2 separate regions of the Mus musculus genome follow, and region 1 is linked to region 2. A link is a loop called in an ENCODE intact Hi-C map of the cell type or tissue named here. Cell type or tissue: heart. All regions are shown on one strand. Each heading gives the region's core, and the rest is flanking DNA. Links, peaks and the distances in the headings are about the cores only.

Region 1 (9,372 bases), core at 1,017-9,016, 53 kb after region 2:
CTAGTGCCTGAAAAATCCATTATATGGCATCACCATAGGTTATTTAATCAAATTTTTGGTTTTAAGATTTTTAAAATTTTTCTTTATTCACACAGTACAGTGTTGAACCTTTATGAAGTTTTGTATTAAGTGGAGGAATAGTTATTAGAATAAACACTTGAATTCTAAGATCTCAGTAAGCAAAGCATTTAAAGTTAAGTCATTTCAATATTTGAGATTTTAATACTATTTGTGTGTGCTGGACAATTTTTGTTACTTTTTTAGACTGAAAACATTAAGAAATAATATGATTTTGATTTGTTACTATTAGTAAAACTGATTGTAATTTTTATATCCAGAATGTTAGCCTGTTTTTCCATTTGCTTTATTAGGTCATTGCTTTCTTTATACATAGTAAATATCAGTATTTTGATATTGATAGCAACATATTTTTGTCTAAGTTATCAATTATCTTTTGACTTTAACCATGGTTAGTTTTTCCTATTAACATTTTGATCAATCCTATCAGTTATTACTTTCTCTTATCACTTATTCCATATTTATAAAATACTTCCTTTCTCCTGAGTATATGATATATATCTCCTACATTTTATAGTGATATATTTCGAAAAGCAGAAATTTATTCACAGACAATATGAATTTTTAATTACTTATTAAATTTGTTCAAAGATAGTTTTAATGGTACATGAAAGACATATGAAATGGTAGCTAATAGCATGTGGCTTTTCATGTATAGAGATTTCTCCTAGAGACCTGTTCACCTTCTGAACAGTATGGCTTTAGTTAGTCATTCTCCTGTTCATAGTTCTTTCATCTTTCAAAATATAGATTGTAGATAGGAGCAATTCTAGGTTAAATTTTTTGAGAAGGTTGGGTGGTCCCATCCCTCAACCAGGGGCCATGCCTAACCTCTCCATATGGTCTCTACAGGTTCTCTCTCCTCTTTGTTGGGTAATACAGAATTGTTCCTGTCTAAAGGAAATACAGGTACAAAGTGCGGAGCAAAGACTGGAGGAAAGGCCACCCAGAGATCACCCCACCTAGAGATTCATCCCATCTACAGACACTAAACCCAGCCATTATTGCTAATGCCTAGAAGTGCTTGCTAACAGTAGCCTGATATACCTGTCTCCTTAGAGGCTCTGCCAGAGCCTTGCCGATATAGATGAGGATGCTTGCAGCCAACCATCAGACTGCACAAGGACTCCAATGGAGGAGTTAGGGGAAGGACTGAAGGAGCTGAGGGGGTTTGCAACCCCATAGTAAGAACAACCATATCAACCAACCAGACCTTCCCACCCCCAAGAGCTCCCAGGGACTAAACCACCAACTAAAGAATATCCATGGAGGGACCCATGGCTTCAGTTACATATAGAGCAGAGGATGGCTTTATCTGGCATCAGTTAGAGGGGAGACCCTTGATCATGTGAAGGCTTGATGCCCCAGCATAGAGGAATGCTAGGGTAGTGAGGAGAGAGGTGGGTGGGTGGGTGGGGAAGCACCCTCATAGAAGCAGAAGGAGGAAGGATAGGATAGGGGGTTTCCATAGGGGAAACTAGGAAAGGGGATAGCATTTGAAATTTAAATAAAGAAAATATCCAATAAAAATTTTTAAAAATGTGGATTTTAAACTACATATTTGGTAAAATTTGAAGAATAAACTAAGTCATCCACTAATATGTTTAGCATGGGCTCTCTGCTTTATCACATGTAATGAGCTATGCCACAAGCTCCCATTACCAAAATAAACAAAATCCCAGTCATCAGGCTTTTCTCCACGCAGTGAACTACATCACCACAAACTATGAGCCAAAAGATATGGTTACTCCCTTAAGCTGTTTCCATAAAATGCTCTGTCACACTGATGTGAAAGGTACTTAGTGCAGAAAGTTAATATTGATAAATGAAATGATCCTATGATCAACCAAATGATGTGGATCTTGGGCCTTAGAATATGGCTTACAAGAGGAATGTGGAAGAGAGAAATCCTGGAAATCTGTGAGAAGAGATTGATGGGCCTTTATGGTAGAAGTTCAGAACATGAAAATAATAATAGATAGCAACGATTTTGCTCTTGAGGCTTCAGAGGACAAAAACTCTATAAGGAATTGAACTCACGACCATTCATATTATCCTCTGGCCGTTGCCAAATCTTGTTGTCTACCTATCCTAAAAAATTTAAGTGAAGCTGAATCAAAATAGAGAAATTTGATTGGTGGAGGACACGTAAAAGCAGCATAACTTCCAAAAGCTGTGGAATGGTTGCTCCTCACAACCTTTAACCTAATTTATTACGAGAGAAAGCAGAAATTTGAAAGAGGACTACGTCGGAAATGTAAAGGCCCAAGAGTGAGTTCAAAGCTGTGAGCAGAGTGGCTACTTAAGAAATAGCCATAGGCAAAGCAGCAGCAGTGTTAGTGATTAGCATGATTAAAGAGAAACTTCTCTATCTGCACTGGGACAATACCATAAATGGTGCCTTGAGAATAAGAGGCTGCCCGTCAAATGCTCCAGGAAGACCACTGGGGAAATGCTTTCCTGGATTGAGTGTAAATGTACATGAAGGCCACTAAAGTTGTATTAAAGGAGGGGCACACATTATCTCAAGCTGCCAGCAGAACTCACCATCCATAAAGGAATGAAGACGAAAAGGGATCATGGAAGCTTTTTCACCAAGGAAATGGAAAGCTTCTGAGGCCAGCAGCACGGATCAGGTGAGATTCTCAGCGAAGAGCTGCTGAGTCAGGTGCTTTTGAAGTCAGGAGCACTAAACTTAAAGTTTCCGTAGCTTCCAGGGTATTGGAAATGCCAAGGCTGTGGAACATCTAACAAGGGAATTTTACATACACTGAGTGGAGGTAGTTAAAGGGAAAACTGATGTGTAGGAGATAACAAGGCTGTACCTACTGGGTCCCAGATGGTGAAACCACAGGACTGCAGATACTGGACCAGACACTGTACAGTTTGGCATTTTCAGTGCTGGGGTTCAGTCTTACTCTGGTCTGGTCCTATCCTACTGCTTCTTCCCTTTGGACTAAGGATATGTAACCTATACCTTTCTGTATTGGAAGTATATTTTGCATGTTTTTTTTTTTTATTTTACAGAGGCTTACAGTTAATTTAAAAGTTTTCTGTGGGACAGTGGACCATGCCAGAAAACTTGGTAAGGTAGAGCAGGTATGAGACCCTGAAAACTCAGTGAGTAGGCACCTTCCCACTCTCTGTCAGATTTCTGGCCTGGACCACACTCCACACTCTCCATGTTGGTCATGTCTTCCAAAACAGAGTTTTCCATGTTAATGAGATAACTAGAGGCCCTGAGGATTTATCCAATAAGCTTCCCTTCCCAGATGTTCCTCCCTGCAAAAGATATTTGATCTCTGGTTCACCCTGAGAAGTTGGTGTGCATCCATTTTTTATCATTAAACAATATGGATCAACATGAACTGTCTCTTTCATGAAGATCTGCCATAGAAGCATGGAGAAAGCCTTCGCCTACAAAGCCACAGCCTAAGCCTCCTGTCGAAGGCCTCTCTGTGCCTCCAGCCTAGTACTCATCAAGCTAAGGATAATCACCATTGAGCTCCCATTTCGCCTGGCCCCAGAGTTAGGTGCCATCTTCAGCCTGCAGGCCCCCAACAGTCCTAGCCTCATCACTGTGGGCCCTTGAACCTCTGATTCTTCATTCCCAACTCTTCAGTGCAATACCCCAGGGATGACTGGGTGTCCAGGGGTCTGGGAACTCCAACCTCAGCTTCCCCCATCTTACATTGCATTTTCCCACCCCTGAAGTGATAACTCAACGCTTCCCTACAGCCCAACTCCCAACAGCAGCATCGTGGGATAAACACAGTGAAGCTCCCTGAGTTACACCTCCCTAGCAGCCGTGTCCAACGGAGGGCGAAACACAGTTTACCTTGAGTCTCAGAAGAAGCGTTGGAGATTTTAAGGGTGCCGTGACTATAAAAGAGTATGGGGGAGTTTTGAAGTATAACTGAATACATTTTGCATTGTGAGATTCCTATGAGCCTATGAGGGCTGGTATGAGACTGGGACATGAAAAGAAGTTAACAATTATCAATTGTTCATGAGGTTGTTTGGTTCCTAAATAAGGATTACCACAATTAATTCTTGTGATGATGGAAACATCTCACTATGGAGTCTATGCCTGGTACTTCTCATGATAAGCTACCCATTATGATTCTGGTGAAGCTAATCTTACTGAGGCAAAACTGGCTCTCAAGTCAAGCAAGGCAATTAGTTTCATACATTTTCCTGCAAAGCTAAAATAGGTACTATCGTTCTGTGGGAAAATGATAAAGCCTTCCTTCAACAAATTTAGCCAGATTGTGAGCTGGCTGCTGGCCAGCATTCCGAAGATAAATGAATTACAATCTCAGCTCAGAAGGAAAGAGTGACTAGGCATCTAAAGGAACTGACATCACCTGTGGAGTGAGTTTCATTTTTCCTGCAGCTATAGGCTTCCTGTTCACCCTGGCTATGTGCCTCTCTGCTCACTTGTACTAGGTGAATGGCAGAACATGTCTTGTTGAGAAACTGAAACTTCCAAGCAAATAGAGAAGCCACTGCCAGATAGCATGTCTGGACTGTACCCTGCCTTGTCACAACTTACATAACCACCTGCTTGCGCAATAAGATGCCTGCATTTAAACTGAGGAAATGTTAACAATTTTTTTCTATAGCCTCTAATAAAGAATAGTTGATTGAAAATTCTACGTGCATTTCTGCGAATAGCTTGTGGCTTTCAAAGCCACTTAAGATAACTAGGGATAATACAGTCTGCAACGCCAACCTATGAAGATGGTTAAGGAAAGCAATTCATGTAAGAGGTCCCTTCTCATTTCAACCAGTATTTTTGGAAAGAAGCAGGTAGACAGAGGGCCATCTATCCAAGGTCTTGAAGTTAAAGTTCCAGGAGATCTCAGGAGAAGGGGTGTCATTGCACAGATACACATGTGTGTTCAATTAATTCTGCAGTAAACATCTTCTGAAAGTTAGAAATAGTTTAAATGACTGGGGAATTTATTTGCTTCCTGGGATCTTTCTTTGTTTTCTATTGTGCTCGATTTGACTTGATTTGATAAGACGATCTTGGTAACTAGAGCCTTCAGGTCCATATTTCAGATGGGAAAGGACAGAAGGATGGCCAAGCTGATTGGTTTATTTAAAAAGGATCCTTCTGCCTACAAGGCACTATCTGCTACCTTCATCAGATAACACCTTGCCTTAAACTACCCTTTACTGCTCCGTGTCTCATAAATGTGAATCCACATAAATATGGTATACTAGCCTTTGACAGTGAGGTGATATAATACAATACAATAAATATAAAATACAATAAAGAAAATATGGTGTTTTCCACAATCGTTTCTGGACTGCTATTTCCACATCCTGCATGGCATCATGCAATCCCAACACCTGTACAAAAACCAGCTCCAAACAGAGCATAGTCATATATGTAGTAAAAACCCTGAAATACATCACAGGAAAAATCCAGGTGCTCATGAACACAGAAAAAACAAAGATGCAACACACAGAAACAATAACTGACAAACCAAAAATCAATCAGTTTAATTCTAGCTTGCAAAACTACTGTAAAAAAGACGAGAAGACCAGCTACACACTGGAAAAAATATCTACAGAAGACCTATTTGCTAAAATTGCATGTGTGAAAATTTTTAAAAAGTAACCCTTATAATTCAAGAGCAAGAAAATGAACAACTCACTGAAAAAAATAGGAAATATCTGAACAGATCTTATCAATGAAGATGTCTGTGTATGAGTCAGAAAAATTGCACTTATATATGTTATATACATGAGAACTAGATCTTTGTCCAATGAAAAACCTTGAGTTACCAATAAGTGGATCATCATACCTTAAATGTAAGATTGACAACACCAACACCACAGAGAATCTAAAACAACCAAATTCTCATTTGTTGCTGGCAGGAACTCGAAATGTTACTGTTGTTTTGGGCCTACAACCTTGTTGTTTCTTATAATACTAAGCATGGGTTTTGCTATATGGTTGATGGTCATAGTCATTGATATTTACTCAAATGTCCATACAATCACCTATATCTGAAAGTGTAGAGCAGCTTTTTTCATAATTGTTAAAACTGAAATAAACACAATGCCCTTCATTGGGTGAATAAATATTCTTAGTGAATGAATGTTTTCATGTACCTTCGGAAAGGAGACTTGTGCCTCACAGATAGCATATCAATGGAAAAGTCCATATTAGAATAGGGGAGCCTAAAATAAAGGCCTCGTGAATAAACAAAGTCCCTATCATTAGAAAAGGATCCATGACAAAAACTACCGTTTAGAGGTTGGTTCTATAGATGTCAAGATTCTCATAAACTTAAGTAAATGAAAGCAAAGAGTTTGTTATTAGAACAGTCAGTATGAGTTCCATAAAGCAGATGCATCGGCATTCTCAGATCAGCTAAAGTATCAGATCTCTAAGATGCTTCCCCTTAACACACTCAAGCCCCGGGACTAACTAGGTTCAGGCACTACTGTGCCTGTACTTGAATGACAGCTTCTATTACAATCTCTGAGAGCCTAGATGCTCTATACTGGGCCCAGCAACTTGCTTGTCACTCTTCTCACAAGTGTGGGAAATGCATTGAGGGCAGGATTTGAATCTCATTTGGGCCACGACCCCCCAGAGTCAAGTTCAATCAATAATGGTGAATAATGACAATTCAGCAGCATTGGTTGATGGAAGTATCTTATGCCAAGCAAAGTAATACTGATATGGCTAAAAATCATCAACCCAAAGACTTAAGGTGAAGAATAGGAGTGATGATAAGGAAGAAGGAATGGAGAGAGGTGAATAAGGAGGAAGAGAAAACGTAGAAGACGGAGGAGAGGAATAAGAGCAAGAAGAAGGAATTCAATGAAGAAAAGCAGGAATAATCCTGCCCCTTGGAATACTGTGACAGACAAGTGGCTTATTGTTTAGATGAAAAAGACTCTCCTGCTACTGGTCCAGGTCCCACAGTGTGAATGGTGGTAACTACACAGAGCCTTGATGTGAACACTACAGAGAGTGTTCCTCAAGATACCTCATCTCACCTCCCTTTTCTCACCTGCTGAGTTGAGCAAGCATCCATAGAATACCTTAAGGAAATGAAAGCAATTTTGAAAGTTATATACACAGAGAGATACCACGGCCTCAAATGGCCAAAGTGAGAATCTGAACTCTATCACACTTGTTAACTGGCCTTTGACAAATAGCCACATATTTCGTAACCTTGGTTTTCCTACTTGTAGACTCAGTAACACTTTTCTCTTGGAGTGGTAGTGGAGAGGAAATGAAGCAATGTAAAATTAGTAAGAGTCTTCAAGTTCCTGGGTTTACAGCAGACACTTAGCAAGCAGTTGCTCTTTACCTACCTTGGCTGCACAGCCTGTTTGATTTATTTCACTTTCGAGCATGGTAACTTCTAGATAAAGTAGGAGAATTAGAGGCTTGCCACTGGGTCTATCTGCACCAACATCCTGTTTAAATGTTCCCCTAGCGACTTTGATGGAGAACCTGCCGATCAACTGTGTAGAAGCCAAAGAGCCAAGAAGAACAAACAGGACTATCAATGTTAGTGGCATCCAAATTAACAATAAGAGCTTGCATATATGTTTATGTGGCTAATCATTACTGAGCAAGTTATATATTCCATATATAGGCAAATAACAATAATTAATGAGAAAAGAGGCTATGGATTTGAAAAAAGCAAGGAGGGCTATTTAGGATGATTTATGGAAAAAGAAGAGGAAATGATGTAACTATATTATAATCTCGAAAAGGAAAGTATAAAGTAAAAATACAAAACCTTGCAAAATGGAGGAAAGAGAATAAAAGAGAGGATGTGAGCTCCCTCCTGAGCCCTAGAGCCAAGCATGCCAAGATGAACATCATACATGCATTGACTAAAATGAAAAAGTATCTTTTATGTTAACTTGCACAGGCCTGAATTCTCTGCCAAATACAGCTATGTGATTTGGAACCTTATCTTTTGTCCAGAAAAAGCAAATGAAATCTGTGTCTTTGTGACTCAAATGGCCGAAGTGGTCACTTTCATTTTCTCTATGTCTTCAGGCTGTTGTAACAGGACACAGCTGGGATGAATCAGAGGACAGCAACATGTCTCACCCTTCTCCATAAGCCTCCTTTTCCTGTTAACTGCTTCTTAACCACTAGCATATGCTTATGAAACTCGCCCAGAAAATGGAATTGAATAATTGGGAACAGAATTTCTGAGACCCGTTATAACAATGTATAGGCAACAATAACCTTTATCTCAATGCCAAGACATAAAAAAAAAAAAATCTCAACTCTGTGCTGAAAATAGAGATTACTGCTCCCTTTAGTGTGGGTTCAGAGGTATGTGAGGACAAAAGTCCTCAGTATCTAAGGATTAGAGAAAAGGAGAGATTTTCCTGTAAAGAGGAAGAAAGTGTTCTAAATCCATAAATATGATTACTTGTGTGGGATTGGATCCTTTGATGCATGAAGAAGAAGGTGAGCAACACATGAGCCTGGGAATAGGGAGAACTTCAGTTTGGAAAGGGAGGGAAAAAAAGCAGTCCAGGGGAGCGGGGGAGAGTTTATCAGAGCCAGCATAGTGAAGGAGCCAGCCCCCAGATACTAACTCAGCTTTCTGGGTGCTGAAGTCCCAGAAAGTATACATCCTTGCTTTCTGAAGTAAAAAGGTAGGATACTTATTCATAAAATCTGGAATTATGTGCCAGAGAATTCACTTTTATTTGACAAATATTGAACTCCGTTACCCATCATCATAAAATAAGAAACAAGATTAAGACCCTGTTCCTATGGAGTTTGTAATCTGGGTCATGTGCTTAAGATAAATGTCTTCATATGAAGCCAACTGCCTCCTGGTAAAAAGTTCATCATATCAAGCACATTCCTCCAGCCTCACCCCCAAATACATTAGATCTGATTGCATTTTCCTAGGCAAAAGCCAGAGGTTGCATTCCTGCTTGATAAAGCTTTCAAGAATTCAATCATGCACGCTACACACATCTTAATTCCAACATTGGCAGTCGGGCATGAGACTCTATTCTTTGGGTTGACAATAGGATCTTGCTCTCCCTGAAGTATGCATACCTGGAAAACATGCCTCGTTCTTTACTTTGTGCAATGGAAATACTTAAAGAATGAGACAAGTTTTAAAAACGAAAAAGAAAACGTTTGTCAACTAGGATAAATCATGCATGTGATTAGAAATGTAATTATTATATCTGGGTCCTTTCAGCAAAATCTTGCTAGTGTATGCAATGGTGTCAGCATTTGGAAGCTGATTATGGGATGGATCCCTGCATATG
Region 2 (9,372 bases), core at 811-8,810:
CACAAACCTCCGGGTTTAAGCCAGTGACTGGCCTTTTTGCAAGACAGAAAACAAGGCATGTGAGGAGGATGAAGCAAATTCACCCACCTCACACAGGAGAGGTAAACATGAATGAAAGAGCCTGGGGTCCACAGTCCCTTCTGAGGGAATTCCCCAAGACACAGAGACCACCCACTGGACCCTACCTCTAAAAATTTTTACCACTTCCCAGTAGCACCAAGCTGGGAAACAATCCTTCTCTACATGGGGGTGGGGGGGTGCGGTTCAGGAGGCATTCCAAATTCAAACATTGACACAGTAAGCGCTTACTAAATTCATGGGGAATAAATGACTAAATGAGAAGGATGAAAGGACTGAATCAGATTGGCATTTATTAAGCACCAACTGAATGCCCAGTCACATTCTAGAAAGTAGGAACACATCCACAAAGGACACATAGTCTGTTCTCCAAGTTGTGTTGCTGTGAGACAGGCTCTGCTCTAGTCTCTCCATAGCAAAATGGTCACGGTGACCCTCCTGTTTCAGCACCCCCAATGCAGGGACTGCAGGCGTGAGCACCACTCCTGGCATTCATTTCTTTGTTGGATGTTCCGTTGCCTATAGATCACTTAAGGAGTTTAGTAAAAGGAGCACTGGCATTTGTGCCCCTTATATTCTGCAGATTCGGAGAATGCTTTGATTAGGTTTAAAGAAAATGCATTTTAAATAATGTGGTCCTGGTCCTCCAGGTATTCCGATGCCACTGTTCTAATAAATATACTCTAGGAGTTAGTAGGCTAAGAGAGAAAAATCCCATTTATCATTAAACTAAAGAATAAGTTAAAATGTCGTTCAATAGGTGTTGTAGCAGTGGTTCTCTCAGGAGATGAACTTGGACTGAGTCCTGGGGAAGGAGTCCATGTTCCAGACAGGGTAGGAAGGGGGGTACTGTTCCCAGCAGAAGGAACGTTATGCAGATAGAGACAAAGTAAAACCTTGAAGAGACAGGGATCCATGTTACAAAGGCTTGCTGTGTCTTTGGATACATTGTCTCAGTACCACTGTGGTCTAACCTTAACAAAGAAAAGGCCAGCAGTGCTTACAGAATGCTAGAAAACAGAAGACCACCCCTAGTATGTTTCTCAGAATCCAACTCCACTCCATTTGCTTGGGTTTACCCATCATTACAGTTCATTGGATATTTAGTTCTAATGTTACAGAACATTCTATAATTCAATTCCAGGAAAACTGGGTCATAAAAAAAGCAGAACTACTGTTTCTCAGTACTAACTTCCTCTGTACTAAGCATATTGAGACTTAATCCAGAATATGTGACCTTTCATCTAATTGTGAAGAATGGAATAAAATGATTTCCCGACCTAATGCAGATCATTTAGACATGCTTCTCTAAGGAGGAGCTCAGATGCCTAAACACAGTTTATGCAGCTCATGATTCCTTTGCCATCTGCACAGATCCACATGCTAAGCCTCAGCCTGCTCTGGAAAGGACACACAGAAACTGATCCCAACAATGCTTGCTGGTTTACTTGTTTTCTGTATGTTGATGCTCCCAATTTTCCTCCCATGGGGGTGGAAATGTCGTGAATTATCTAAGGAGGAAGAACCTTGAGATTCCTCTATACGTTTCCTTCTTGCATAATTCTTGTTTTAGCTCAAGCAAGCTTGATAGTCTTTTCAAACATGGTACATGCTTAGGAGGGAGAACATCAGCCATCAGTGGGAGGACTCTGAGGACATGCAGTTCCAATATGTGCATTCATCCCTCAAACAATTAGTCAGTTAAAACTCTGGGAAGGCTGAAAGAAGCTGAGGAGAAGGGCGATCCTGTAGTCTCAATTAATCAGGACCCCTGAGATCTCTCAAACACTGGACCACCAAACAGACAGCATACACCAGCTGATATGAGGCCCCCAACACACATACAGTAGAAGACTGTCGGGTCTGTGTTCATTCAGAGATGATGCACCTAACCCTCAAGAGACTGGAAGCCCCAGGGAGTTTAGAGGTCAGGTTGGGTTGGGGCATCCACATGGAGACAGGGTAGGGTGGGTAGGAGGTGTGGGATGTGGAACAGTTGGAGGGTGGACGAGGGGCGGGGAATGGAATATGGAGTGTAAAAAATAAACTAAAAATTACAATAAAATTTAAAAATCTCAGGAGTCTTTTGGAGCACCAGCCAAGGTAAGGTATGACGTCAGTGGTAGCATAGTAAGTTTCAATGTGTCCTAACAGAAGTTGGAAATTCTTCATTTCCTGTTTCCTTCATGCTGAGGCTCTGTCAGAAACTCTTCCATCTGCGAAGGATGGTAGTGGTGGCCTTTCCCACGTGTTCATTCATGCAGAAGCTTGTCACTCCACCCATCTGTAGCATTTCATGAACATTCTGTTTGCATGGCATAAAGTAGGTCTTTATTCATATAAAATATGCTCCAAGACGCTTATTCTTTCTTACACCTGAAACAGTGGGATATAGCCACCACACAGAGCACTTCGCCTTTCTTTTAAGGGATTCCTCGCACTGCCACACTAGCCAAACTGGAGGCTACTGTCTTCTGGACAATGAGCTGCTCCTTTTGCCTCTCAACTTGTGGGAAAGAAAATGTTAAGATTTAAGATCTTGATTTGGGGAAGACGCTATTTAGAAGTGGGTCCTTTATCATTTCTCTGTGGGGCCCTGTCTGTTGGATGCTCTAACCTGAGGAGTGGACTCCTACTTGAGCTACAGCACTGCACTTGGACAGACCTAACCCTGTCTGTCCTCTTTGGTCCTTATCACGTAACATTGTTTCATCTTTTCTGGATTTTTTTCCTTTAGTTCTATTTTTCAGTTAATTATGTTTTTACTTTTTTCCAGATTCACACATATATGCAGTATATTCTAATATATTCATGTTTCCCTTACCCTTTTCTATCCCCCTCACTTCCTTATCTTCTTTCCAATTGTTTCCCTTCCTATTTTCACGTCTTTTATTTTGGGGCAGGTCTTGCTCAGGTTGCCATAGCGGCGGTGTGTTCGTAATTGCAACTTCTAATCATATGGAAGTGATTCTCAAGGAAAGACAGGAATAAGTTTCATTCTTGAGGATTGCGGTGGGAAGATGTAAAGTGGAGCCTTGATCTTGTCACGTTCCTAGTGGATCTAGCTGATTTAAATTAAAGTTCGAAACATGTAGTGTTATGTTTCTTTGTGGAAGACTTGACAATTGCATAAAAATCATCCCATCCACCCATGTGGATGGATGTGTGTTAGGCGACGTAGCATCCAAGTCACAGTAGCTGCATAGTGCCAGTAACTGGTGAAACATTGCTGGGTTTTCATAATTGCTAAGTGGGGCTCAGAATTCTCAATTGTAGGGTACCTGACTTTGTTTCTTCATCTCCAAGGCCAACTTCAGCCAGCAGATGCATTTGTTCATTGCTTCTTATGAGGGACACTTGTACATAGTTCCCACATCAGTTCTCTATCCAGGCACAGTCAGTAACCTTGTAGTTGCCAAATATCAGGTAGTATAGTCTCAACAATTATTCAAAAAACAAACAAACAAACAAAAAACCAAAAACCGAGATTCCTTTTCCCTCTGAAGACAAATGGGATTTTGTTCTGTATGATTTCTCAGAGGTTCCCCGGTAGCAGGGAATCCCATGTAGCCATAAGCAGTCACTTGCTGGTTAACAAGCTCTTGACTGACTCTTCCTTCCATGTCCTGCTTTCATCTCGCTTGCTTTCTAGGGTCATTTACAAAATTAAACTGTGTATGTAACCACTGCTCCATAAAATCCTAACAGAGCTAAGAGATTCCAATTACCCAGTGCTGTCAACTTCACTGTGCCCTCAAAGTCCGTCTGTCTCTCCCTCCCCCTCCCCTTCCTCTCCCCCTCCTCCTTCCCCTACCCTTCTCTCCCTCTCTCTTCTCTCTCTCTCTCTCTCTCTCTCTCTCTCTCTCTCTCTCTCTCTCTCTCCTCCTCTCCTCCTCCTCTCCATTTCTTTCTCTCCCATTCCCTCATCCTCTCCCTCTCTTTCTCCCTCTTCCTTTCCCTCTCTCCACTTAGGTATGCCCTTGACAAGTTTGGAACACAAGTTAGCTACAAACCAAAATAGCTCTCTTTAAGACTAAGAATCATAACAAACAAACAAACAAACAAACAAACAAACAAAAAGACTATGATTTTTTTCTTATTTTGCAAACCTCCAATTCTAACCAAGGTTTGGAATGAATGATTGATAGCAGTTCTACATCGGTGTTTAATCTAATATTCAGTAAATAGTATAATGGCAGACAAAGCCAAAGATCATGGTTCAAAGCAATTGGCTATACTCTCATCCAAGAATGGCTCTAGTGCTGTAAGAAATGCTTTGTACATGGAGGTGTAAGTGAATGTGAATTTCTTATCTTTTTTCCTCAGGAGGTCCATGGACAGTGTTCCTACTCACACACAAAGTCACATGCCTCTTATTCTACACCAGGAGCATCAACTCTTGTCCTGTTTGTGCCACATCCCTACTGTCTATTGAGGCTAATGACTTTGAGTTCTAATCAAAACTGTGCAATATTTGGCAAGTCTGGCTCCAGGCAAAAACCCTGCATATGATCTTTCAGGCCTAACCACAGGTAATTGAAGGACTTTGACCATCAGACCTTGTGAGAGAAGCTGCCTCCACCACTAACATGGAGAACAGTTGAGTGTTGTCTTTTATGAGGAAGCAGCAGTCCAGGACTCAGGCAGGACTCTCCATCTTCAGGCCACACAGCTCACGTGCCCTTCTCCACTCTTCCTTCCTGGGTTGCTTAGCTGAGGGAGCTCCTGCAGAGACTGCTGTCTTTGTGGTCTTGGCAAACAAGTTCTTCTTTTTTGACTCAGGACTTTCTCTCTTCCAGAGTCCTTCCCTCATTTAGACTCTGCCTCTACGCCCTTAAAGAGATGGGGACCCTGAGTTTTGGGCTCTTCAAGGGTAAGGTGACTTTTCCCTTCTGCACACACATGTGATTCTCACCAGTGATTTTTCTCTGGGGAAAAATAAAACTCTGGTAGAGACCTGGTGCTTTTTCTTTGGGAGCCATTGTTTGTACAGTGGGTGAACAAAGGCTTTATTGCTTGCCCAGAACAGTAAGTGATTGCAGGCTGAATGGCCCTTCAGTTTGGTCATTGCCATAGCAAGTTACCTATCCAAAAGCTCAGCAGTGCCCTGTCAGGCTATCATGGGCCACACAACTGCTCTGGGCCAACCCTTTGGCTGTCACGATGCATATGCACTCCTGAAGTAGTATCAATAGTGGAGTCATATTGTCTGAGATGTGGCAGCTCAAAACTCCTTCTTTTACACATTACCACCACACTTCTAAAAGATCAATCAGTTATTACCTGAGATCTTCTTGGCCTTTGGTGGGTTTTGAAAACTCAACTCCAAGTTAAGCTCCATCGAGTTTGTTAACCAGGCACTCATGGAGATGTCTAAAGCCTCATGGCTTTTTGTCCTATGCTGACACAGGGCTTCCACATGTTTGAAATGAATAGGAAATAAATCCTGTCACCGTTTCTCTCAATTTCCCCCAAAGACATGGTGACTTTTTTTTTTTTTAGATTCACAAGCATTTATGAGCTCATAGAAAGGAAATTCAGCATTTCCTTAAGGGGCCAGGGACCCTTTCATGAATCAAAGCCCTGGAATGTGTTTTCCACTCTTTATTTCTGAGGTTTCTTTTTTAGGGAACAGGCCTGGTGACTACTCTGAATCCTCTGGGTCCCTGAGGAATTGTACTGATAAAAATGACTTTTACATCGAATGCCACTCTCAGTGACCTTGATGGTAGAGTCTCCTGGGAGATTTTGTTAAAGAGACATACAGACATAATCAGGCAAACATAATCTCAAGGAAATCCCCAAATCATGGAGGTTTTTAAATACCACAAGTGGTATGACCTTCCTCTGGAGTGCAGTCAACTTAACCAGGGACAACACTTAAAATGAATACTTCCGCTCCCAGTAGCTAACAATTGCCAATATGGTCTCCACTGGGGAGTAGGGGTGGGACTTCATGCTGCCTCTCTTCGAAATCCTGGAGTTTAGTCTGGCTTGATCTTGCACAGGTCTTGTGCATGTTATCAGCATCTGCCGTGTGTAGCTATGTGGCTGCCCTGCTTCGTCTGGAAGACACTGTTTCCTTGTGGCCATCCCCCAGTTCTGGCTCTTTCACTCTTTCTGTCTTCTGCAATGATTCCACTCCACTTCAGCCCTTCCTGGGGCATTATTCCTTTAAATCTTTATACCACTTATTCTACTTTCCATTCCTTGGATGCCCTGCCTCCACGCAAGGCCCTTAAACTAATTTACAGACCCCAATGGGTATTCCAGATGAGCCATTCATATCTGACTCAAAGCTACCATTCACAAATAAGAGAAACTCTATGATGGTTGTCTTTCTGGGTCTCAGCTACCTCAGTCCAGGTGAGTGATTCTATCGCTATATATTTATCTGTTTTACTTCATTTTTCTTAGCAGCTTAATAATATTCTATTGTGTAATAGAATGTATTTCACATTTTCATTATCCACTCATTAGTTGATAGACATCTATCAACTGTTTTCACTTACTTGTGAATAGTTTCCAGTTATAGTGAATAGGGGAGCAATAAACATGGATTAATAGGTTTCTCTATAATAAAGAGTCCTCTGGGTATATTCTGAAGAATGGTATAGTTGGACCGTGTAGTATATTTAATTCTTGCTTTTTGAGGAACCTTTACACGGATTTCCATAGCGGTTATATCACTTTTTACTCCAACCAGCAATGAGTAAGTGTTCCATTTTCCAAAATCCACACCAACACCTATCATTATTGTTTTGGAGGAAACTTTACACGGATTTCCATAGTGGTTATATCACTTTTTACTCCAACCAGCAATGAGTAAGTGTTCCATTTTCCAAAATCCACACCAACACCTATCATTATTGTTTTGGAGGAACCTTTACACGAATTTCCATAGCAGTTATATCACTTTTTACTCCAACCAGCAATGAGTAAGTGTTCCATTTTCCAAAATCCACACCAACACCTATCATTATTGTTTTGTTTTGCTTTGTTTTGTCTGTAATCTGAGCCATTCTGAATGGAGTAAGATAAAGTCTCAAAGTAGTTCAAATAAGAAATGTTCCTCGACATTTGTATTTCATACTTAGAGATCTTTGTTTAGTTTTATATCCCATATCTAACTGGGTGGGTTTTTTTGACAGTTGATGTTTTTATTATTTATATATTCTGTATATTAAACTCTGTCATATGTATAACTGATGAAGATTATTTTTTTACATTCAACAGGCTGCCTCTTAACTCAAATGACAATGCCTTTGCTGTATACCAAAGTTTTATGAAGTCTGCCATTTGTGATCATGAAAGCATCATTTCAAAGAAAGCAAGATTTCAATTATCCAGACAGGTTTTCAAGCTGGGTCATGACTGACAAATTGGTCCCAAAGACTCTTCTCAATGTTATCCAGAAACTATTCTGTAAAATTAGTTTCACCAAAGATATCCCATCTCTGTCCTATGAGTCATTGATTCCTAATTCCATCAACATTTGGAAAATGACGCTTAATGGCCCTAAGTCATGTTCAAAACTCCTCCGTCTGCTGTGTTAAAACCCATGGTGGAATAAGTTGGGAGCCAAGTTTTTGAAAGTGCAGAAAGATAAGGGAGACACACCCCAGGAACTGTGCACGTATACGCAGATCTCAGCCTACACAGTAGCAGCCCGGGAAGCCTCCAAATTGGCCCACATTGTCTTGCTTTGTAGAGTTTTCCTTATATGGGTCTTTTTCCTGTTTTCTGAAGAGATTAAATTTCTTTCAGATATTTTCGTCTGTTCCTTGTCACAACTGTCAAGAAGCTGTGTAATGCTCTCCTTTCCTGTTCTCAGTGGAGTGAGTGTAATATAACCGGGAAAAGTCGTTGACTCTGGTGCAATGAGAAAGTCCTGCCTTCATAAGGAGAGCCTGCATGTATCTGCAGCCCCCCTCCTTAGAACTGATTTTCATCTGTCTCCATCTGACCTGAGAGCGTCAGGAGACTTAGCCTCCCACACTGTTGTGGGAAAAACCAGCAATAGAGGAGACACTGGCTTGAGGACTAGAGACATCTCTCCTCAATCTCATTCTTATGCAGGACCTCGAAACTGGCCTGACTTGATAAAAAACACAGTGGAATAAAGATAAACAAAGTGAGCAAGAGCTATTACCAACTCAGGAAAGTTCTAGAAAATAAGAATTTTCTCTGTAACTTTGCTGAGACTAACCCTGCAGGGTCAATTTCACTTGACAGACACTTTCAAATCTTTTTTTTCAACTGCCTTGCTTTCAGGGTACTAGATTCGGGTTCTATTCCCAAAAGATAGAATATCAATTGTTAAAATCCTAGAAGTAGAAGCTGGGGAAAAATAAACTTAAAAAAAATGTAAAAATACACTTCTTTACACATTAAAATGGAAACTATTTTGGGAAATATGTGAAAGATGACAGAATATTTCACAGTTTGCTGTGCTGAAGACTAGATAACATCCACATATTTTTCATAAATATAAAAAATTCTCAAAAGTTATATGGGTATAGCAGCTAAATTGTTATACAAATGTGGTAACAAAGCAGTCATTTTTAGGTAATGGAGAAAATTTATTTTTTATTTGAATTTTTCATGCAATATAGTTTGATGATATCCACCATCTTGTTGGGGTTTTGCTTGTTTCTAAATCTATTTTTATATATTGTCATACTTACTGATGATAGTGCCCATTCCCATTGAACTCTCATTTCATATTGATATTTACAAAATATTATTCATAGGAATTTTATCATTTTCCAAATGGCTTGTGTATTTCTCAAAGATTTAATACTTTTGACTTCGATTTAATTATCTTAAGTATATTTATCTTGTATTCTACCTGTAACTTCCCATACTTTACTTTCTAAGAAAGCTATAAGCACTGTCTGGTATCTGACATTTTGCTCTAATGTGTTACTTTTTCCCCCGAGGGAGTATTTTTCAAATATTTCTAGGTACATACAAAATATTTATAGTATTTTAATTTTTTTTCTGGGGACTTTTGGTTTCCACAAGGTACACTATATAGCTCACATTTTCACTTTCCCTGTCTCTACCTACTAAATTCTGAGCTTACACGCCTACAATTTCCAGAAGATTCCATGTTAATACTTTGGGACTACAGAGATTGGCTGTAGGTGGCTGAAACTTCAGCAGGTGGAATTCAGATTCTGGGGGTGTGGAAAAGGTAGGGGTATGAGTGTGATGTTACAAAAAAAAAAAAGGTTAGCTCACTTTGTTGCCCCCAGATTCCTGTCGGGAGAGCTGCTGCCATGGCCCCAT

The links. A loop is a pair of places that touch in the nucleus more often than their neighbours do. Peaks named below come from ENCODE experiments on the same cell type or tissue, not always from the same donor. Only the 100,000 strongest peaks of a DNase experiment are listed, where the experiment ranks them.
Region 1: it touches region 2 in a loop (1.9-fold over the local background); 3 of 42 quality-filtered maps call a loop at or near these places.

The regions. Positions count from the first base shown.
Region 1 is chr19:34,437,674-34,447,045 of GRCm38, forward strand. No RefSeq gene overlaps it. Among named protein-coding and RNA genes, the nearest start is that of Ch25h, 33 kb to the right of the region's middle. In heart, for the core only: no CTCF peak of the experiment used is centred there; DNase peaks (open chromatin) are centred at 4,558 and 8,138; H3K27ac peaks cover 434 bases.
Region 2 is chr19:34,385,367-34,394,738 of GRCm38, forward strand. No RefSeq gene overlaps it. Among named protein-coding and RNA genes, the nearest start is that of Ch25h, 85 kb to the right of the region's middle. In heart, for the core only: no CTCF peak of the experiment used is centred there; a DNase peak (open chromatin) is centred at 4,765.